3 separate regions of the Mus musculus genome follow, and regions 2 and 3 are each linked to region 1. A link is a loop called in an ENCODE intact Hi-C map of the cell type or tissue named here. Cell type or tissue: heart. All regions are shown on one strand. Links, peaks and the distances in the headings refer to the core of each region. The heading gives the core; the rest is flanking DNA.

Evidence for each region. A loop is a pair of places that touch in the nucleus more often than their neighbours do. Peaks named below come from ENCODE experiments on the same cell type or tissue, not always from the same donor. Only the 100,000 strongest peaks of a DNase experiment are listed, where the experiment ranks them.
Region 2: a loop joins it to region 1, with 2.6 times the contacts of the local background. A loop is called at or near these places in 7 of 42 quality-filtered maps.
Region 3: it touches region 1 in a loop (5-fold over the local background); 3 of 42 quality-filtered maps call a loop at or near these places.

What each region holds. Positions count from the first base shown.
Region 1 is chr12:40,036,139-40,044,120 of GRCm38, reverse strand. It overlaps Arl4a (ADP-ribosylation factor-like 4A), which reads left to right and starts at 6,134. Exons shown (of 2, transcript NM_001039515.1): 1 at 6,134-6,283; 2 at 7,288-7,982. The coding sequence starts at 7,375. The coding sequence ends at 7,977. It overlaps Arl4aos (ADP-ribosylation factor-like 4A, opposite strand), which reads right to left and starts at 6,044. Exons shown (of 3, transcript NR_166749.1): 1 at 5,616-6,044; 2 at 4,301-4,434; 3 at 2,823-4,016. In heart, for the core only: CTCF peaks have their summits at 3,899 and 6,548; a DNase peak (open chromatin) is centred at 5,980; H3K4me3 peaks cover 1,170 bases; H3K27ac peaks cover 1,171 bases.
Region 2 is chr12:39,738,029-39,746,010 of GRCm38, reverse strand. No RefSeq gene overlaps it. Among named protein-coding and RNA genes, the nearest start is that of Gm24434, 120 kb to the right of the region's middle. In heart, for the core only: no CTCF peak of the experiment used is centred there; no DNase peak of the experiment used is centred there.
Region 3 is chr12:38,125,882-38,133,863 of GRCm38, reverse strand. It overlaps Dgkb (diacylglycerol kinase, beta), which reads right to left. Exons shown (of 26, transcript NM_001361686.1): 9 at 6,481-6,600. Among named protein-coding and RNA genes, the nearest start is that of Gm52011, 240 kb to the left of the region's middle. In heart, for the core only: a CTCF peak has its summit at 3,460 (motif pointing left); no DNase peak of the experiment used is centred there.

The DNA of each region.
Region 1 (7,982 bases), core at 1,619-6,618:
CCCAGGCTTCTCAGCCTGTCAAGCAGACTTCACTGGAGCATGCGTGGCAAAGGCTCAAATGTTTAATAAAAGTCTGCGCTTATAAAGGGGGAAACCCATTCCCTGCCATGCCAAGTTTCTGGCTGTCATGATGCCAAGTTGTCAGGACAGCCTTTTAGCAGTAAGTTGCCAAATTCACAGGTTGCAGTTAACTCAAGAAAATCTAGGAAAAACAGTTTGGCCTCATGGCAGGTGGTAGGCATCAAAGGAAACTAGCTGAGTCTGAGGAGCTGCACTGAAGGTGGCCCCACCTCAGGGGTATAAGGTCTGAACCAGCCTGCCTAGGCTGGAGGAGGTTACATTTTCCTCCCTGTTATTAATATTTTTTTAAAAAGCTGGACTAAGGCATAAAATTTATTTATGCTCTATAGTCCTGCCTGGGAGTTATGGTGGCTGGCGGCCGCGCCTGTCTTAGGAAATCTTAGATCTTCCCAAACCATGCAATTCCATCTTGGAGGCTACGTGCAGCTAGTTTGTGTTATATTAGACACAAAACTTGGCTCTGTGGTGTGTTATCAACAGCCACAGCATGTACCTCTGTCTTAGACTGGTATGGTTCCGAGATCTGAGTGCCCGTCATTGACTGTCCAGCCCTCATTAGCACACCTTATTCCCAACTCAGACCAAAGCCACACTATGTACTAGAATGCTTCTTGATGAAGATTAATAACTGCCACCTGCGCTGTTGGAGGTGAGGCTGTACACCTGCTGCAGTCAGGTTGAAGGGCATTGACCGACCTGCTTGAAAGACAAAGTCAAGACCGTGAAAAGTAACAGTATGAAAGCTTCTTTGGTACTTTGGAAGTCCAGGTACTCCATTCAATAGCAATTTAGCAATGATCAAGCTTAGACTTAGAGCTCCCGGTGTGGGGGAGGTGGCTGCAGCTTCTATGGGAGTGGAGGCTGTGCTCCAAATTAACTTTGCTAGGTAATTAAGATTTTAGCTGTCTTCTCTAGGAATCTCTAATACTGGAATTATTACTAGACCAGTCCAAGATTGAGTTAGAATAACTGGTCACAATGAGGGAAGGAGAAGAATCACTATAATTCTTTCTTGTGACTAATCTTTCTAAGTCAGATTACAGGGTCTCTACTGTTCTAGGTTCTATAAGGTTTAAAAAGCTTGAAGCAAGGCAGCTTAGCTTGTCCAAACTGGGAAAATGTCAAACAAAGGTGGGTCAAAAACATATACCCAATTCAGCTTTCTTGTCACTACAGTCAGGGCACTCAGTGAACTCACCTGTCTGCTTGTCACATGAATTAGCCGTCATGCTTCTGCAGTGTTCTGTGAAGAGAATCTATGCTTTTCCCTTTCCCAACAAGGGAAGAGAAGAGATCAGATCAGGATCAAGATTTTATGCCAATAAGTAGACCCTTTTCATCTCACCTAGACATGATTATGTCTGGTTTTTAAGATACTATGAGGCATTTATTAAGTTCTTTGACATCCAATTTTCAAAATTCTTAAAATAAAAGTATGATTTAAATTATGTGCACGGGGACATATTAAATAATGTGCACAGGGATATAAATAATTCACAATAAATAAAGGACCACACAAATAACGAAATATTAGTTTCTCCTAATTAGATTCATATAGCAGAAGAATCTTTTTGTCTATTTGTGAAAAAGGCAAATTTTAAAATGTAAAAGCATTAGGACTCATTAAGGGGTGGTTTCAGATTTATCAGCCCACTCTTTAAAGAATCCTGGGGTGGTTTTGATCCTTGCAGAGTGGTCTCTGTTTAAACACACACACAAAACATTAAACTGTCAAACACAAGTAATAATCTAAAGTGAAAGGTATTAGAGTGAATACCAAGAGAGGCGAAGAAGGCTCTTCTCAAACAAGGTAATGCATTCCCAAGCTGACACACTGGCATTCTTTCAAAGCATTTTGGCATATCTGTGCAATATTTACACAGGAAGGGCAGAAAGACCCAGCAGCTCACTCTCAGGAGGGGTCAACCTCCTTTCTCTTGACTCCAATGGAGAATGCTTAGCTTAGTCAGATGGAAATCCTCTTATCTGTGTCTTGAAGAGCCATTTATAGACCTACTGCACTGAGTCAAGCACAAGCCTTAGTGTGTGCGTGTAGCTGTCTTGTGTAGCTGCTCTGGAACTCACCCTGTAGACCAGGCTGGCCTCAAACTCATAGATCCACCTGCCTCTGCTACCTGAGTGCTGAGATTAAAGTGGCATGTGCTACTACCACCACCCAGCTTAAAATAGGTAATTTATAAACACAAGAGTTTCAAGTACTTCATAGCCTTGGAAGTTCAAGAGTATGGTGCAGATGTCGTCAGCTGTGGTGGAGGGCTTCAGGGCAGAGGTCTTCAGAAAAGGGGAAACATGGAGAAAGAGAAAGTAAGAGATAGAGGACAAACCAAGCTCATCCTTCTTTCTAATAGCCCACTCTAGTGATTAGCTATTTGATGCCAACATGGTCCTGTCTGAGGGCAGTACCATCATGATCTAATTACCTTCATTAGGTAAATCTCTTATGGTTTTCATCGTCTCCACACCAACACACTGAAGACTAAGCATTGAGTACACAGCACAAGCAAGTCCAGAGCATATTCACTTACATATAATTGCATATCTGTATTTTTCTATATATTATTGTGCTACAATAAAGTAAAATAAGAAATTAAATACACATTAATACTGTGACTCATATTTCTCTGCAAAACTGTGTAGGGCAAAAAAAAAATTAGGACTACATTGAGAAAGGTCACCTTTCTTTCCTTTTCTCTTTCTGTCTGTCTTTCTTTTCTTTCTTCTTCAATATTTATTTTTTTATTTTATGTATGTGAGTACAATGTAGCTGTACAGATGGTTGTGAGCCTTCATATGGTTGTTGGGAATGAAATTTTTAGGACCTCTGCTCACTCTGATTGGCCCAGCTTGCTCCAGTCAACTCTGCTTTCTCAGTCCCTGCTCACTCTGATCCAAAGATGTATTTATTATACATAAGTACACTGTAGTTGAATTCAGACCCACCAGAAGAGGATGTCAGATCTCATTATGGGTGGTTGTGAGCCACCATGTGGTTGCTGGGAATTGAACTCAGGGCCTTTGAAAGAGCAGTTAGTGTTCTTAACTGCTGAGCCATCTCTCCAGCCCTCACCTTTCTTAATATAATAGAGATCAGAGACTAGTCAACATTGACAGAGCATGACTTGAACCATGGTAGTTTGGCTCCAATGTGTAGTGTGCCAATTCCAGTGAATTGAAACACTTCAGCCTGTTAATAAAAACCTTTTTACTGAGATCTGCACCAGAATTTGGAGCAGGTTTCCTGGAGAGAAAATATAGAACAAGATTCAGAGAAACTGAAGGGTGAGAGTCTTCTTGCATTATGATCTTTTTAACCTACCAGTATCCAGCAGGCACACTGACCTTCTCCTTAGCTCTGTCAGAACGAGAGGGGAAATCTTGGGGTACATTGAGAAATTTTGAGAACAACAGCAATGGACCCTCACGCTTTCTGTCTTAGAGGGAGAACAAACATCAGAACTGTTCTGATATTGGAGATGTGGTTAAAAATGGAAACAGTGTCAGTTCACCAGCATAGTTATTGGAAAGGAAAACTTATACATTTTAAAAATAGTTGCTCAAGATGGCTTGTCATTAGTTAATCAGAACACCTTCTTAAATATGATCATCAATCCCTGCTTCCTCTTTTGATGGTTCTGACAGGAGAGGTCTTGAGCTGAGTCTGGAGAACTGAAACTAAAAAGTGAAAGTTGTCAGGCCCTAGTGTCTGCCTAACCTTGTCAGTGTCTCAGGAGAGTTTCAAACTTGCCCATATTTAGGTAGATGCAAACTTAACAGCTGTAGTTTCAAACACATTACAACAGATGGCAGTGCTGCCCTCAAAAAATAAAATCTCCCACAGACCCTCCAGATGTTCTCCAGGACACCTCAGGATGCAGCAGTGCAGGTCTTCAACTGCAGCACAAAGGTAACTCCTTCTGGAACAAAGAGCACCTAAGTAAAACACCTACATGGGCTCCGTGCAGCAAAATGAAGAGTGGGATTCAGAAATTTTGTGGCTTTTTAATCATTTGCTGCTGTTTTTATATGGATATTATTGCTTATAGATAAAGCATACAAAACACTTTTCTGTATAGCAGTAGATGCCAAATAATTGAAGCTTTTTAGGGGCACAGATGGTCTGTCTATATTAAATAGTCTTTCTTTCCGTTGGAGTTCTTAAAGACACGTGAAAAATACTTATCTCTCAAATTGAACTCACAGGCTGCAGGCTGCTAGTGGCCGTTCTAGTCAAAAGCTCAGAGTAACACACTGAAGTGCAGCTCAGCAAGATGTTTTCTGCAAGGCTGGATGGAGTCTCACTGTTGTCAGATCTCACCTGCTTTGTGTCTATGACTGCAAAAATGGAACCGAGCATGAAATACCTGTAGGATCTTGATCTCAAAAATACTATAAATGGTGCAGTTTTACCTTAAATTATTTAAGGAGATTTGCAAGCAATTCAAGCTTAATAAAGAATCTCTGTTAAAATTCCCAAGGAGAGCAGTTCTTGAACAAAAGCTTTTCTCCCTTTTTATGTTAATAACTGTAACTGGCTAATGAGAGCCCATACTTAGTTACAATCTTTAGTTCAGATTACATTCAATAACTTTATAGAATATGCCATTTGAGATTTTTCTTCCTAAATTAATGATGCTGTCTTAAAGCTAGGCACTGTGCTTATTATTCCTTAGATTTTTATATCAGCTATTAAAAACAATGGAAATAAGGTGAGCAGTGGTGAGGGTGGTGCATGCCTTTAATCCCAGCACTTGGGAGGCAGAGGCAGGCAAATTTCTGAGTTTGATTCCAGCCTGGTCCAGGGCTACATAGAGAAACCCTATCTTGAAAACCAAAACCAAAAATCAAACAAACAAAACCAAAAACCAAACCAAAACAAAACAAAAAACCCCAAACCCAAACAAACAAGCCCCGAAAACCAAAACAACAAAACAACAGAAAAACTAAACCACAAAGAAACAAAAACAACAGAAAGAAGCCCAATCCTTTCTACTATTCATAAAATAAATACTACTGGCTATGGTAATTTTAAGATCAGGAAATTTCTTAGGAAAGTTACAATCTATCTATCTATCTATCTATCTATCTATCTATCTATCTATCTATCTATGTATCTATTGAGTCACGGTTTACTACGTAGCCTTGGCTGGCCTGCAACTCTCTATGTAGACCAGGCTGGCCCTGAAGCATCCAGATCTGCCTGCCTCTGCCTCTCAAGTGCTTGGCCAGAATCTAGTTTAAAATACACTTTTAAATTGCACTATTATTATAGCCTTCCAGATAAAAATTTCTTGTAGGTTCTACCAAGCTTTAAAATGCCCTTTGTTTGTTTTTCTAAACATCTTTAAAAGATTGCTGGTCACGTTTTATAATTGGTTCATGACCAATTTGGTTCATTCTGTTTTTACAAAGACTGGAATATTCACAAAAACGACAGTTTGCCTCCTAAGGCCAAACATAGTGGTACACAATTACACTATGGAGCCCAATGTGCTTTACCACTAGTCATAAGTTACCAGCTGCAGCTTCATCACCCGTTCTTCTTGGGCTACTGGAAATATTTAGCGTTTCCAAAGTGCGTTTCTTCCTCCTTAATAGGGGCATTGGTTCCTGTTCCAACTTGTGGGGCGTAGACTCACTTAGGAGGTAGCGCTTGGCTTACAAAAGGTAGGCTACCATCCTAGCCAGCACATGCTAGGGAGGGCGGCAGCGCAGACTCCCCCAGGCTGCCTTGTGACGTGACGTAAGGGACCCACCCGGCCAGTGTCCTCCAACATCAAGGACCCTGAATCAACACCGCGGTCGCCCAGAGGCCGCCCTAGGGTGACAGGAAGAGGGGCGGTACCGGCGACGCCCTCCCGCACCCAGCCTGGGGCGGCAGAAAGACCGAGAACCCGCGGCCGAAGCCCCGCCCGTCTGCGCCGGCGGCGGGCGCCGAAAGGGTTGGAACGTGACCTTGTTTGGGCGTTGCTAGGAGACGCGGCCAGCACGCGCGCGCGCGACCCCCGCGGGCAGGCGCGGCGCGAGGGGCGGAGCCGCGGCCCGGAGCGAGGCTGGCGAGCACCGTTAGCCCGGCTGGCGCGCGGCGTCGGCCCGGCCGCCGTCAGGCCTCGCCGCTGCCCGGGGACAGACTCCCCGGCGGCTGACAGCCGCGGAGGCGGGACGACGGAGGACCGTCAGCCAGGTGAGTGGCGCGGGGTCATGTTGGAGAAGAGGCCTGCGGCGGGGCGGAGGCAGTATTGCCGGAGGCGTTCGGTGTGTAGAGGGGCTGGCGCGGCCCAGCGAGCCTGGGCGCACGGCGAGCTGAGGCGCGGTGGGCCGCTCCCGCCGCGTAGGGCCGCGTCACCGTGGCCCATGCTGCAGGTGCGCGAGGCGGCCGAGCGACCGGACCTGCAGCAGGGGCTCGGCGTCCTTTGCGATGCCTGCTCGTTTCCCACTCAGGGCAACAGGTGGTGCCGGAGGGCCGAGAGCGAGCCCTGGCGCTGCCGCCCTGGGAGTGGCAGGCACCCTTGCCAATTAGGGCGCCGGGGCGGGAGTGGCAGGGCGGCCCTGACGCGCTGACCAATGGGATCGCGGGGCCTGGGTGGGCCGTGAGGGTGGGCGTGGCCAGAGGCCGAGTCTGGGCTTCCCTGTGGGGCGTCCGCCAGAGCGGCGCGGAGGTCTCGGTTGAGAGGAGCTGTGGCGTGTTCCTCGCGGGGAGAGAGAGAGAGACACATCAGCCAATGTCCCTCCATTGGAATCCCGACTCCAGCCCGGGAGGTGAGAGCTTTGGTAGCGGGGACGGAGCCAGGAAAGTGAGCCTGGGTGCCGGGTGAGACGTGCCTGGTTAGATCTCCCAGATAGGGCTGCTTTTTTTGAGTTTTCTGCTAAGAAAAGGCACTTTAGTGGTGGATACGGTGACCGGCACCAGATAGTGGCGCCTGGGTTGTCTTCAGAATGAGCTTTTGAGGTTCGGGGATCGTAGAGAATAGAGAAAAGTACACGTTACTGCAGTTAGAGTGGATCGAAGAAAGCCTTTGGGTGACAGTTAGGCATCGTTTGTTTTGGATTGAATACATCTACTACCTCATCTGGTGTGTTTACTCACAGCAAGTTTTATTAAGTCCCTCATGTGCTTATTTTTGGCGAAAGTAGAGAAACCCCATTTTTAATGTGCTCACAGTAATAACTTACTCATTTCCTCCCCAGCAATCGCGTAGCCCGATCACCCAGGAAGAGAAATTGTAAGCAGATAAGAAGAACGCGTTCAGTTTGAGACACCATTTGCAGCTGGAAATGGGGAATGGACTGTCAGACCAGACTTCCATCCTGTCCAGCCTGCCGTCCTTTCAGTCCTTTCACATTGTTATTCTGGGTTTGGACTGTGCTGGAAAGACAACAGTTTTATACAGGCTGCAGTTCAACGAATTTGTAAATACCGTACCTACCAAAGGATTTAACACTGAGAAAATTAAGGTAACCTTGGGCAATTCCAAAACAGTCACTTTTCACTTCTGGGATGTAGGTGGTCAAGAGAAGTTAAGACCACTGTGGAAGTCATACACCCGATGCACAGATGGTATTGTGTTTGTGGTGGACTCTGTCGATGTTGAGAGAATGGAAGAAGCCAAAACTGAACTTCATAAAATAACTAGGATATCCGAAAATCAGGGAGTCCCTGTGCTTATAGTTGCTAATAAACAAGACCTGAGGAACTCGCTCTCTCTCTCAGAGATTGAGAAGTTGTTAGCAATGGGGGAACTGAGCTCATCGACTCCTTGGCATTTGCAGCCCACCTGTGCAATCATAGGAGATGGGCTAAAGGAAGGACTCGAGAAACTACATGATATGATAATTAAAAGGAGAAAAATGTTGCGGCAACAGAAAAAGAAGAGATGAATGGC
Region 2 (7,982 bases), core at 1,340-6,339, 300 kb after region 1:
CCAACATTGAGTTGGAATTTTGATGGGGATTGCATTGAATCTGTAGATTGCTTTTGGCAAGATAGCCATTTTTACAATGTTGATCCTGCCAATCCATGAGCATGGGAGATCTTTCCATCTTCTGAGATCTTTTTTAATTTCTTTCTTCAGAGACTTGAAGTTTTTATCATACAGATCTTTCACTTCCTTAGAGTCACGCCGATATATTATTTGTGACTATTGAGAAGGGTGTTGTTTCCCTAATTTCTTTCTCAGCCTGTTTATTCTTTGTGTAGAGAAAGGCCATTGACTTGTTTGAGTTAATTTTATATCCAGTTACTTCACCGAAGCTGTTTATCAGGTTTAGGAGTTCTCTGGTGGAATTTTTAGGGTCACTTATATATTCTATCATATCATCTTCAAATAGTGATATTTTTGACTTCATCTTTTCCAATTTGTATCCCCTTGATCTCCTTTTGTTGTCGAATTGCTCTGGCTAGGACTTCAAGTACTATGTTGAAGAGGTAGGGATATTAAAAAAAAAAAAAAGAAAGAAAAGAAACTTACCAACAGAAAGCAAGGCTAGGTGGCATCATCAGAACCCAGTTCTCCCAGCACAGCAAGTCCTGGATACCCCAAGACACCAGAAAAGCAAGTTTTGGATTTTAAATCACATCTAATGATGCTGGTAGAGGATTTTAAGAAGAATATAAATAACTTCCTTAAAGAACTACAGGAGAACGCAGGTAAACAGATAGAAGCCCTTAAAGAGGAAACACAAAAATCCCTTAAAGAATTACAGGAAAACATAACCAAACAGGTGAAGGAATTGAACAAATGATCCAGGATCTAAAAATGGAAGTAGAAACAATAAAAAAGAAAACCTAGTAAACCATCAAAGAAAATGCAAAATGCAAAAAGCTCCTAACCCCAAACATCCAGGAAATTCAGGACACAATGAGAAGACCAAACCTAAGGATAATAGGTATGGAAGAGAGCAAAGATTCCCAACCTAAAGGGCCAGTAAATATCTTCAACAAAATTGTAGAAGAAAATTTCCCTAACCTAAAGAAATAGATGCCCACAAATATACAAGAAACCTACAGAACACCAAATAGATTGGAGCAGAAAAGAAATTCCTGCTGTCACATTATAATCAAAACACCAAATGCACAAAACAAAGAAAGAATATTAAAAGCAGTACGGGAAGAAGGTCAAGTAACATATGAAGGCAGACCTATCAGAATTACACCATACTTCTCACCAGAGACTATAAAAGCCAGAAGATCGTGGGCAGATGTCATACAGACCCTAAGAGAACACAAATGCCAGCCCAGGCTACCCAGCAAAACTCTCAATTACCATAGAGGGAGAAACCAAGATATTCTATGACAAAAACAAATTTCCACAATATCTTTCCACAAATCCAGAAGTTATGAAACAAATGGATTTAACAGATATCTATAGAACATTTTATCCTAAAACAAAAGGATATACCCTCTTCTCAGCATCTCATAGTACTTTCTTGAAAAAATTGACCATATAATTGGTCACAAAACAGGCCTCAGTAGATACAAGAAGACTGAAATAGTCCCATGCAAACTATCAGATCACCATGGACTAAGTCTGGTCTTCAATAACAATAGAAAGCCCACATAAATATGGAGGCTGAGCAACACTCTACTCAATGATAACTTGGTCAAGGAAGAAATAAAGAAATAAATTGAGGACTTTTTAGAGTATAATGAAAATGAAGCCACAACATATTCAGATTTATGGGACACAATGAAAGCAGTGCTAAGAAGAAAACTCATAGTTCTGAGTGCTTCCAAAAGAGAAACTGGAGAGAGTATACACTAGCAGGTTGACAACACACCTAAAAGCTCTAGAACAAAAAGAAGCAAATACAACCAAGAGGAGTAGACAGCAGGAAATAATCAAACTCAGGGCTTAAATCAACCAAGTGGAAACAAACAAACAAAAAAACTATACAAAGAATCAACCAAACCAGGAGCTTGCTCTTTGAGAAAAATCAACAAAATAGATAAATCCTTAGTATCCAAATTAACAAAATCAGAAATGAAAAGGGAGATATAACAACAAAAATTGAGGGAATCCAAAAAAATCATCAGATCCTATTACAAAAGCCTATACGCAACACAACTGGAAAACCTGGATGAAATGGACAATTTTCTAGACAGATACCAGGTACCAAAGTTAAATCAGGATCAGATACGTAATCTAAACAGTCCCATAACCTCTACAGAAAAAGAAGCAGTCATTAATAGTCTCCCAACCAAAAAAAAAAAAAAAAAAAGATCCCAGGACCAGATGTGTTTAGTGCAGGGTTCTATCAGACCTTCAAATAAGACCTAATATTAATTCCACAAAATAGAAACAGAAGGAACAATTTGTTCTATGAAGCCACAATTAATCTGTTATTCCAGATGAATTTGCAAATTGCCCTTTCTAACTCTATGAAGAATTATGTTGGAATTTTGATGGGAATTGCATTGTATCTGTAGATTGCTTTCAGCAAGATAGCCATTTTTGCTATACTAATCCTGCCAATCAGAGACATCTATAATTAGTAGACAACCATCCCCTTAGCAGAGAATGAACCAAATAGAATGTCTTACATTGTTTCAAGGAAAGTGGCCAAGGGTCTGCATAGTTAATTGGAGTTACCCAGAATATATTAATAATTTGTTTTTGCTTCTTCACATCTTATTATACTTTACTAGTGTTGCTTTCAATAAGTAAAATTAATATTATAAATAATTTTATTGTGACTTACTTTATAGATTACAGAAGAGTGAAATTTCCTCAAGGGGACAAGGTGTTACTTCATACTTTTTCTCTGAATGCAGAAATAAAATGACAGGTTCTGTACTGCTTGACTATTTGCTCTCAGGTTTTCCGTAAGCTTGTTGTTTGTAGTGCTCAGAATTTAAAAGGATAAAGATGGAAAATATACTTCATAGGTACTGAGGAAAAGAAGAGCTGCCGATAGCTAAAGAACACGGTGAGCTACATAAGACTGCCCTTCTTTCCCTCTTACCTTCATTTCTCCCCTCAGCCCCATAAACCCCTCACATCTGCAGAAGGAAACGCACTTAATTCTGAAAGAACATTTCCACAATAGCTAGATAATGGACATCCATCTTGTGAATTGTTCTGTACAAAGCACTATGGGTTTTATAAGAAGCATCACAGCAGGTAATAGAGAGCCATTGAATTAAGGAAAGATGGTGGTAGTACAATCAAAAGATACTGTGGACTTCATGTCCATTACAAAGGCATCTCTGTTCAGCGTGGCTGTGGAGGCTACAGTCTCATCTGCTGGTACATCTGTGTCTTTGTATTTACATGGATGAATCACATGCTCATATCGGCCCGTGTGTGAAATGTTAAAAAGATAACATATGTGAGAAATAACTAGCTTCCAGTCCACAGGAAAGACGTCCCTGTCTTCCTTTTCTTTAAATTGCAATTCTTAGAACTTTCTAGAAATCCTGTTACCAAGCAGCCTCACTACAGAGCCAGAGGCAGGCATTGCTCAGAAGGATGGCTCGCTGAGGCTATTGTCTGGTTCCTAGAAACCCGGCCACCATCCATTCTCAAGACAGACCAGCATTCAAGTCAGAGCAGAGCAGAGTGGAGTGGAGCAGAGCAGAGCAGAGCAGGGCAGGGCAGGGCAGGGCAGGGCAGAGCAGCTGCCACATTCATGGGACTGCTTTCACAACGATGGAAAGAGAAAGAAGATGCAGGTTACACAGCTCGAGTTTGTTACTATAAACCTAGCTATTCCCACAGGAAGTCTTGTCTGCAATAACTTAAATTCTCTAATGGTCACCATGATAATATTCATCTAGTAAATTTGAAAAGTGTATCATTTGGCTAAAATTTTAGTAACCTCATGATCCTAAAAACGTGGTAAAAATAGTTAAAAGAGGGAAAAAAAAAGGATTTCATTATAATCGTAGTTTTCTTGGGAAGTGCTCTTTAACAGGTCATTTCTAGGTTAGAACACTCATGTTTGACTAACTTTTCATTTCCAGACTATTTCCCACAGAACTGTGCAATATCACACAACTCAAATACCTTAGAATCAACTCTTGTAATTAATCTTGTCTCCAATACTTCATTATTATATATATTTCTACATATACATGTACATTTGCACATACATATATACGTACATGTATACCAGCTAATAAAGGACATGATTTGAAAACCAGGAATCTCAAAGACGAGTCAAGTCAGTTGTGGTTGTTCAGTTTACCCAATTTAATTTACAAGGATGTGTTTGCCCTGTCGGGTTTTTTTTTTTTTTTTTTTTTTTTTGGTGATTGTTTTCATCAAGCTCTATAATTGCTGCTGCAGAGTGAATTCTCCCTCTCTCTCTTTTGTGGGGGCCTCAGCCTCCTCCAGTGCACAAAGGTCATGTCAGGTCCACAAAGAGTGGAAGGCTTTAAATAATAGGAGAGCAGTCTCATCAATTTGCTTCTATAGAGTTGAAAGAACCAAGAAGCGCTTTTGAAGTTTCCTGCTTTGTGGGTCTGAGTCACACACAGCTGTAGGTTCCAGGCTGTTTGTCTTAAAACTAAATGAAAGAGCTGAGCACCACGTTTGAGACCCTGTTTATTTTCTCTTGCTAGTTTGAGAGAATGTGAAGAAGAGACAAATCTCAGCGTGGTGGCTGGGCGTTTTCACCTCCAAGGCAACTGCTCAAACACCCGCCTGCTTTAAATTAGTAGGCAACGGCGCACCTTGCATGTGGACTCGCCTAAGATAATGTTTACCACCCAAGATGAAACCCATGTCCCTTCCATCTCCGTTTCTCCCCCTACTGGGAAAGTAATTACTAGAAACAAACTTGCTTTCTTTCACTTTACTTTCCTGCTTTCTCGTTCTGCCCCACCCTCTTGTCTTTTCTGTTTTTGGTTAAAAAAAAGTGGTTCAAGAGGTGGGGTGGGATAGGGGCTTTCTTTACTTCTCCACTCCCTGTATTGTTTGACCAACTTGCAATGTTACAAAGGGTTTTTTAAAGTCACCTTTTGATTTCTGAGCTCAGAGGTGTGGGTATCTTGCTGAGTGAGAAGGCCACCCTGAAGCTGTTTTTGGTAACTTTCTTCTACTTTCTAAAATGAAGCTCTTCTTTTTATTCAGAGACTTGAAGTTCTTATCATACAGAGCTTTCACTTCCTTAGTTAGAGTCACACCAAGGTATTTTGTATTATTTGTGACTATTGTGAAAGATGTTGTTTCCCTAATTTCTTTCTCAGCCCATTTATCCTTTGTGTAGAGAAAGGCCAACGGATTTCTTTGAGTTAATTTTATATCCAGCTACTCCACTGAAGCTGTTTATCAGGCTTAGGAGTTCTCTGGTGGAATTTTTGGGGTCACTTAAGTATACTATCCTATCATCTGCAAATAGTGATATTTTGACTTCTTCCTTTCCAATTTGTATCCTTTTGATCTGTAGACCTTTTGTTGTCTAATTGCTCTGGCTAGGACTTCAAGTGCTATATTGAATAGGTAGGGAGAGATTGGACAGCCTTGTCTAGTCCCTGGTTTTAGTGGGATTGCTTCAAGTTTCTCTCCATTTAGTTTGATGTTGGCTACTGGTTTGCTGTATATTGCTTTTATTATGGTTAGGTATGGGCCTTGAATTCCTGATCTTTCTGAGACTTTAATCAATTCTTCAAAGAGTTAGAAAGGGCAATTTGCAAATTCATCTGGAATAACCAAAAAACCTAGAATAGCAAACAATATTCTCAACAATAAACGAACCTCTGATGGAATCAACATCCCTGATCTCAAGCTATACTACAGAGCAATTGTGACAAAAATTGCATGATACACTGGCAGACAGGTAGATCAATGGAACAGAATTGAACACCAAGAAATGAACCCACACACCTATGGTCACTTGATCTTTGACAAAGGAGCTAAAACCATCCAGTGGAAAAAAGACAGCATTTTCAACAAATGGTGCTGGTCCAACTGGCAGTTAGAGTGTAGAAGAATGTAAATTAATCCATTCTTTTCTCCTTGTACAGAGCTCAAGTCTAAACGGATCAAGGAACTCTACATAAAACCAGAGATACTGAAACTTATAGAGGAGAAAGTGGGGAAGAGCCTTGAAGATATGGGCACAGGGGAAAAATTTCAGTACAGCAATGGCTTGTGCTGTAAGATCAAGAATTGACAAATGGGACCTTATAACATTGCAAAGCTTCTGTAAGGCAAAGGACACTGCCAATAAGACAAAACAGCAACCAACGAATTGGGAGAAGATCTTTACCAATCCTAAATCTGATGGGGGGCTAATATTCAATATATATAAAGAACTCAAGAAGTTGGACTCCAGAAAACCAAATAACCCTATTAAAAATGAGGTACAGAACTAAACAGAGAACTCTCAACTGAGGAATAATGAGTGGCTGAGAAGCACCTAGAGAACTGTTCAACATCCTTAATCATCAGGGAAATGAATCAAAACAACTCTGAGATTCCACCTCACACTAGTCAGAATGGCTAAGACCAAAAATTCAGGTGACAGCAGATTCTGGCAAGGATGTAGAGAAAGAACACTCCTCCATTGCTGGTTGGGTTGCAAGCTAGTACAACCTTTCTGGAAATCAGTCTGAATGTTCCCCAGAAAATTGGACATAATACTACCAGAAGATCCAGCAATACCTCTCCTGGGCATATACCCAGACGATGTTTCCACTTGTAATAAAGACACATGCTTCACTATGTTCATAGCAGCCTTATTTATAATAGCCAAAATCTGGAAAGAACCTAGATGTCCCTCAAAAGAAGAATGGATACAGAGAATGTTGTACCTTTACACAATGGAGTACTATGCAGCTATTAAAAACAATGAATTTATGTTTTTTTTAATGAAACTCATAGAAAAATGGACATATCTGGAGGATATCATCCTAAGTGAGGTAACCCAATCAAAAAAGAACACACATGATATGCACTCACTGATAAGTGGATATTAATCCAGAAGCTCAGAATTCCCAAGATACAATTTGCAAAACACATGAACCCCAAGAAGAAGGAAGAACAAAGTGTGGTTACTTCGATCCTTCTTAGAAGGGAGAACAAAATACCCATGGAAAGAGTTATAGAGACAATGTTTGGAACAGAGACTGAAGGAGTGACTATCCAGAGACTGCCCCGCCTAGAAATCCATCCCATAAACAACCACTAAACTCAGACACTATTGTGGATGACAACAAGAGCTTTCTGACAGGAGCCTGATATAGCTGTCTCCTGAGAGACTCTGCCAGTGCCTGGGAAATACAGAAGTGGATGCTCACAGTCATCCATTGGACAGAGCACAAGGTCCCCAATGAAGGAGTTAGAGAAAGTACCCAAGAAGCTGAAGGGGTTTGCAGCCCCAAAGGAGGAACAAGATAACCAGTACCCCCAGACCTCCCTGGGACTAAACCACCAATCAAAGAAAACACATGGTGGGACATGTGTCTCTAGCTGCATATGTAGCAGAGGATGGCCAAGTTGGTCATCAATAGGAGGAGAGGCCCTTGGTCTTGTGAAGGTTCTATACCCAAGTATAGGTTAATGCCAGGGCCAGGAAGCAAGAATGGGTGGGTTGTGCACCAGGGGAAGGGCAGAGGGGTTAGGGGATTTTTGGAGGGGAAACTAGGAAAGGAAATAACATTTGAAATGTTAATAAAGAATATATCTAATAAAAATAATAAAAAAAATAAAGTGCCTCGGCCAAGAATGTACATTGTCCCTGGAAGAAATTTCGAAGGACAATGTGGCTACGGAACAGGGAAAGGAGCAAGTGATGCTATCCAGAGAAGACAGAGCCTCTGGGCCCAGTGGCCACATGGCTTCAATGGATTCAGATGGAATGGTACTAAGTGGGTCAGAAAAGGCACAGCATGCTTGCAGTCACATCCCATCTGCTTCATAAAGACTAAGTCACTGGAATAAAGACACTGCTAGTGACTCCT
Region 3 (7,982 bases), core at 1,340-6,339, 1.9 Mb after region 1:
ATTGATAATGTTAAAGTGAACCAAGGCTGCTCTAAGTGATGTTTATTGTCAAAGATTTTAAAGAGCTACATTACTGACTTCCCAGGCCAAACCCCACATCCCATTAAGTACCTTGAGAACATTGAAGAATGAATGTTGCAAGTTAGTTCCATTGTTAGATAATGTGCACTATCCTGTCCAATTATCTCTGAATCATTGCAGCATCAGTAAAAAGGAAACTGTTTTGATTAACAATAAAGTTGGGCTTTATTAAGTCTAGGGAAAAAATAATGTATTGAGAGATGTATTGACATCTGGGCCGAGTCAGTCAATTGCCAATTCCCAGACTACTTTCTGCACTCAGAAAAGGGGCCTGCCATCCCCAGGGCTCCGATCAAAGTGTCTACCATGTCGTCCTGCAAAGTATTATACGAAGTTTCATTTAATAACTTGTAATGAACTTCTGAATCTTGTTTAGTTTTGTAACTTCTTAATAGATTGATCCATGTATGGAGAGTGGGGGGAAACTTCCTAACCAAATTATACGTTTTAACTTTTACCTGGAAGGTGGAATTTCAGTTTTGAAATAGGATTTAGTTTAGTCAAAGCAAATCTCTGCCTGTCACCTCTAATTCTCATCAGGAAATGTATTACTTCTTTGTTATTAATTCAAGCAAAAGTAAGAAGAAAAATGTGCCCTTCCATGTTCTTAATCAAACACCCTTCCATGTTCTTAATCAAACACATAGTATATATTACATATAAAGACTAATTATCATATTTCTTTGAAAACATGTAATGAGATGAAAAAACTTCCATTCAAATTCAGCTTAGGCCAAAAGAGGCCACATCCAGGTACACAATCAAGACCTTGAGGTTCTCCCTGCTATGGCTGTTTGGCTAAAGGGTCCAGACTGTTTTCAAAATATTTATGTTTATAGAAGCACTGGAGGACATCTTTAAACTGTTGTCAAAACACCTCTTTTTGCAACAGGCAATAGTCAATTCAAACAGCTGGTGAAAAGTGTTAAAGGTAAGTGAGTGTGAGTGCCAAGTCCTAAATGGGACACCTTTATCCCTGCCATGCCAAGGCTCAAGGGACATGAATTGAGAAGAAAACATGGAAACAGTTCATGAGCTGATGTATGAGGAAGAACGTTATGAAATACTGTCTTCTGGACATCAAGGCTACTGCACTTCTGAACTCAACAGCATATGTGCAAACCTGCACAAGATTCGCAAATATCAAGGCAGCCAATATTCAGGTATGGATGGCTCATGAGATCTCATTCTGAACTGGGATGCTATTGGTGGCTGAGGCCTGCTAAAGCAGTGCTTCTCAACCTTTGTAATGTTGCAACCATTTCATACAGTTCTTTATGTTGTGGTAGCCACCAACCATAAGATTATCTTCACTGGTACTTTACGACTGTAATTTTGCTGCTATTATGAATTGTAATGTAAATATTTGTGATTTCTGATGGTGTCAGATGATCTCTGTGAAAGAGATGGTCAGCCCCATCAAAGGGTCATGACACCCAGGTTGATAACTTCAATGAACGCTAGGGTTTCATTCTTTAGGATTGTGGCCACTGGTGGAGTAGATTACCCCTGTTACAATGCATGGCCCTATACCCACGCATGGGAAAATTGCTCTGAGTTGAACTGGAGGTGAAATCGGGAGTAAAACTGATCATCATATATATATATATATATATATATATATATATATATATATATATATATACACACACACACATATGTGTGTGTGTGTGTGTGTGTGTGTGTATGAAATTGTCTCAAGAAATAAAATTTTTCTTGGTTTTGCTTTTGTATTTATTAATACAAAAGTCTCTAAAGAAGCAGTGGCTATTAACAAAGAGTAGCAGTTTTATTCACTGATACTTTAGAAAAGATTAGCCATAGTATTATGTTTCTGTCAGAGACCAGAGAGCTTCCTGCAAGTGCGGGCCACTCTTTGTACTCACTGATGATGCTTAAAGTGTGTTAAGTAAACTTCTGGGCCTGGTGGAGATAAAGCCACACACAGCACTTGTAGGGCTCTCAGGAAAATGGACAAGGAGAGCAAGGCTTGCTGGAGTCAATAGCACCAGTTACTGAGTACTGTCAGAGCCAAGGTTAAGGTCCAGCTAGAATCTATGGGCCAGTTCTCAGTGTGTCTCCATCCCTGTGGAAGTTTGTCTACAGAGCTCAAAGCTTTGAGACCTGCACAGAGAACTTGGCTGTCTGTCAGGATTTCAAAAGGATAATATTCTGAAGTGAATTCTAGTGAAACTAGGCCCTTTCTTTTTGAATGTTCTAAAGAGAGCTTTGTTTCTATGCTTCAAGATGAAAAAGGGTGAAGATGAAGATTACTATTATTAACCACTTCAAGTAAACCTTGTATATCAATGCCCTTGGGAGATAAAATTTTCATTCTTTTTTTTAATATAAATCTGAGTCATATAAGAGTCTAGCAAAAATTCAACCCAGAAAACAAACAAACAAACAAACAAACAAACAAACAAATAGAAAAGAAGCAAATGAACAAAAAAATCCACTTTATTTACTGACAAATCCTGATAAGGGAGGGCATAACTACATGAATAAAAAAGCTATGAAAACTCCTAATTTCCTTTCACTGTGATACTTTGTCCTTTACTGATTAGTTTGTTTTGAAATTTGTAAAGTCTCTAGAATCTCTCGGACGAGAAAATAAATTGTATCCACTCTCTACTAATTCGGTCAGCATCAGATCCTGAGATTTTATGTAGCAGAGTCTACACTCTTGAAAATGAGGAAGCTAGATGAAGTGTGTGGAAGAGAACCAATGAAGTACAATCACATCGTCAGTGCCATGGTTCCCATTCAAATCAAGCTCACCCAGGAGACCACTCTTGTCTGTGTCATCTCGATGGCACTGCAGTTACTTTCAAATATACTATGGCATTTAGCACATGTGGTTAATTAGCATCCATTCCCCACAATCATAACTGACAATACACAGGAATATCTAGGACAATTTATTAAGGCAGACTTTTTATGAGTGGCCAACTTCGAGATGAATCACGCAGATTTACAATAATAGCCTAACGCCAAGGTAGGGGAGAAGGAGGGCACACGGTGTCATAACTCGAGCTCTCTGTGAGCGGTAGCACATTAGCTGCTTGCTGCAGTGAAGTGAGTCTCACTTCCTAAAATCAGTGGCTCTCATCACTCAAGGGTCTCAGTTCTTTTCTTGCTTTTTCAAACATTTGCTATGTCTTCTAGAACATGAGACTATTTCTGCTGTATACGGTGATTGGGTATTACAGGAGTTATTCATTGTACTAAAAATGATTTTAAATTTTTGTACTATATGTTTATAAAAGCACGAAAGAAGTGAAATTTCTTTTTTACAATTGTTCTTTACAGGGGGTGAAATTCTCTATTCCCATATTTAAAAGAGCTCTCTTCATATTAAGCAATGTAGCCCTGCCATCTAGTGGCTACAATTGGGAACACAGTCCCAATTTCAAAGGAAATAGTTCATATTGATCTCTGTTCATTGAATGATATTGTTACACCCAAAAATAAAGCATTTAAAATACAGTTATAGCATTAAACTACATATGACTAACTGCTACGATATCAAAGTTAAAGATCATCAACTATTCACACTAAAATGAAAAGGTCTATTACTTTAAAATACCATGATTTAAATTCTTATAGGCCTGTAGTTTAAAAATGCTATGGTTTTGTAATTTTACCAAGCATTCTATAAAATAACTTTTAAAGAATTGCTAAATAAGTACCTCCAAACAAAAATACTTTCTCAAAAAATTTTTTGCCTTAAAATACAAATAACAAACTCTCCCCTGTGATGGGTTCCTTCCCTTGTTTCAGAAAGCAAAGTTCTTGCTTCTGCTCTGTTTTCTTTTTGTGAAACTGGGCCTGGAACTTGTGGTCTAAGGCATGCTAAGCAGGTGTTGACCCACTGTGGGACAGCACCTGCTCCAGACAACCAAATGTCCCACACATATCTCTCAGATTTCTGCCTACGCTTGTATTATCCACGTATTCCACTTAGAATATACAAATTTCAATTTTGAAATATTGAGGTTAATTTCTGGAAGGCGGTGTTTTTGCAAGTCTTCGCATAAATCAGTGAGCAGCTGCACTCCCCCACCATAATCCTTAACCATTAGCACGTTCTTGTTCTCCTTTTGTGTTTTTCCTAGCTAGCCTGCTGACATTATGCTTTTGTGTAACGCTTATAAAAATTATGGGATGTATGACAAATTATCATAAAAATTAGAGATCACATATAACATAGAAAGTAAAAAGCTTACTGACTCATTTATTTTCAAGGTGAATGAATGTGTTATTTCCTTTGTGTGTGTCTTTCTTTCTTTCTTTCTTTCTTTCTTTCTTTCTTCCTTTCTTTCTTTCTTTCTTTTTTCTTTTCTTTCTTTTTTTTTTTTTGATGTACCAAGTAGGAGATTTATTAGGGCTTCATAAGGAAAAACTAACAAGGAGGATAAGCTTAATGAAGGCCACAAACAGGTTGCTAAACGGGCAAGTTGCAAACTGAACAGGGAATCCAACCAACATAGCAAGCAATGCCAACCTTCTTACTTCTGCCTTGGTATAGTGGCACCCAAAGTTGCTTCTTCACACACTGCTTGTTTTTACTCTTCTATTTATTTATTTTTTTAATTAGGCATTTTCTTCACTTACATGCCCAGTGCTATCCCAAAAGTCCCCCATACTCCCCCACTCCCCCACCCACCCACTCCCACTTCTTGGCCCTGGTGTTCCCCTGTACTGGAGCATATAAAGTTTGCACGACCAATGGGCCTCCCTTTCCACTGATGGCCGATTAGGCCATCTTCTGATACATATGCAACTAGAGACACAAGGTCTGGGGAGTGCTGGTTAGTTCATATTGTTGTTCCACCTATAGGGTTGCAGATCCCTTTAGCTCCTTGAGTACTTTCTCTAGCTCCTCCATTGGGAGCCCTGTGATCCATCCATTAGCTGACTGTGAGCATCCACTTCTGTGTTTGCTAGGCCCCGGCATAGTCTCACAAGAGACAGCTACCTCTGGGTCCTTTCAATAAAATCTTGCTAGTGTATGCAATGGTGTCAGCGTTTGGAGGTTGATTATGGGATGGATCCCTGGATATGGCAGTCTCTAGATGGTCCATCCTTTAATTCTCATCTGAGGAATACCAAATGACTGAGAAGCACCTGAAAAAATGTTCAACATCCTTAATCATCAGGGGAATGCAAATCAAAACAACCCTGAGTTTGCACCTCACACCAGTCAGAATGGCTAAGATCAAAAATTCAGGTGACAGAAGATACTGGTGAGGATGTGGAGAAAGAGGAACACCCCTCCATTGTTGGTGGGATTCCAAGCTTGTACAACCACTCTGGAAATCAGTCTGGCGGTTCCTCAAAAAAATGGACATAGTACTACCAGAGGATCCCACAATACCTCTCCTGGATATATATATAGAAGATATTCCAACCAGTAAGAAGGACACATACTCCACTATGTTCATAGCAGCCTTATTTATAATAGCCAGAAGCTGGAAAGAACCCAGATGCCCCTCAACAGAGGAATGGATACAGAAAATGTGGTACATTTACACAATGAGTACTACTCAGCTATTAAAAAGAATGAATTTATGAAATTCCTAGGCAAATGGATGGAGCTGGAGGGCATCATCCTGAGTGAGGTAACCCAATCACAAAAGAACTCATACAATATGTACTCACTGATAAGTGGATATTAGCCCAGAAACTTAGAATACCCAAGATATAAGATATAATTTGTGAAACACATGAAATTCAAGAAGAACAAAGACCAAAGTGTGGACACTTTGTCCCTTCTTAAAACTGGGAACAAACAAAACACCCATGGAAGGAGTTCTTTTTTCTTTTTATAATCTTTCTGTGACTCATGCCTTTTTGACAATACAGGAGGCAGGGCCTGGATCTCTGTACTTACCAGATAAGCTTTACCATCAAGCTAATTTCTGAGCTCTCAAAATGAACAAATATGCATAAGAACAGAATGTTGAATGACACCATTTGTATTTAATATTTTATTCCATTATTTTAATGATAATTTCTATGTGTGTTTCAAGTTTTCTCCCTCTGACCATGCCTGAAATCCCATTGGTCTTCTGAACAACAAGATGAGAGCGACAGTAAAAGAACTGGGAAATCAAGATGAATATTAGATGAACGCTCATCTCCTTAATCCAATTTATGTATTCCTAAAGCTGGAGCCACTCCTAATCCCTAATCCATGTGTGTGTCCTGTCTCCACATGCGCAGCATAGTTCACATCTATTTGTGCTTCACACAATTGCGCCATGGGATTACTAGAAGTTGAGCAACTTGTTACAGGCTCAATGATAGAAAATGATCTGGGCAACTGATCACCAAATGTTGCCAAAGAACTTTCTACTGACCCAGTCACTCTCCCTCCTCATTGCAAAGGCTTACATTCTCCAAGCCCAGCAGGACTAGAAGTGGGATAGTTGTCATTCCTCCTTGAATCCACTCCTCCAGAGACACAGTGCCATCCCGGTCATAGTCAATTTCTTCCATCATTTCATGAAGGATCTGGAAAAGGAGATGGGGGAAGTAGTCAAGGAATTGATTTTTAAAATCCTTGTAATTCAACAAAACACTTTCTCTAGCTGGTGATACCAGACTGTGACTAGAAACTGAGTGAGAGTGGAGAAACCTGTCCTTAAGTACGTCTACTAATCCTGTGCTCTAGAACTTGGCTTTCTGTGCTGATGAATTTTTAGAAATAGGCGCCCAACTTTTAAATAGCACCCAAGAGAAATCAGCAAAGAAACAATTAAAAGGTACTTTAAATTTAAAGGGGAAAGCAGTTTCTAACGACTTCTTCAAGATCACCTCTTAAGTTTATATATATGCCAGAAAGTGTCTGGAAAAATTAACATCAGGGCAAAGAGCTCAAATAATTCTTTGTCATGTAGTAATGAGCGAGGGAATAAAGCTCCTTTTAATTGCCTATAACAATTTAACAGAGTCCAAACCTGATCATATTTAGTAGGGCTTCTTTGAAGATGGCTTGCAACCAATGTTCAACAATGTGTGATTGTGTTAAAGTTGTTTCTTTAGAGTGTGGTGATAATATGGATCCTTACTTTAAATGGCTGTAAGGATATAATGAGGAAATGTATTATAAGTTAAAGACCTCTGGCTGATACAGGAATGTATATAATATAAATTATACACAAGTTTCAACTATGCTATCTTTGTTTGCTGGAAAGGCCAACAAACTTCTCGTCTGGTTAAATCAGGAAGGTAAATATGATAGAAACTATAAAGTAGAAAGAACATGTTGTCTTTAAACAATAAGGGTATTTAAATCAGTTTAGAAAATACATTCAAGCAGCAGGAGAATACAGATGTGAAAAGATGCTATACATGTGGTATTGAATTGGAAGTGTACACAGTATTTCCCTAGCTCTCCACTTGGTGTCTTTGTCAGATTGTTTTTCTTCACAGCAACACAAGGCTCTCATGAGCAGAGAATACACCTCAACATCATTATTTCATTGTTCTCGAAATGAATGATTTAGAATTTGATAAAAGAGAATAAGACTTGACTAACGCGTTATGCCTCTTGGGGATTTTTCAGTGACTTAGAATGAACAAGTAAGAAACTGAGCTTGCTTGGTTTCTGAGGACAGACTAGATTTAATAGTAAGATCATGTGAACGCAAAGAACAAGGAAAGAACGGGCATGATGAAACAAACCCCATGCCTGTGTTCTGACTTTGTAATGCAGGGTCTCTGTAATTAGCTCGGGTTGGCTGAAGGATGAAACTTATTTAGCATCAGATTGATGGGACTGCAAGTGAGTACCACCATCCTGAGCTTCATACTTCAATTTGTATGCTTAGTAAATCCTCTGTTAGAGCTTGGATTCAATAGAAAATTATCTTTCCAAAGACATATTGGTCTTC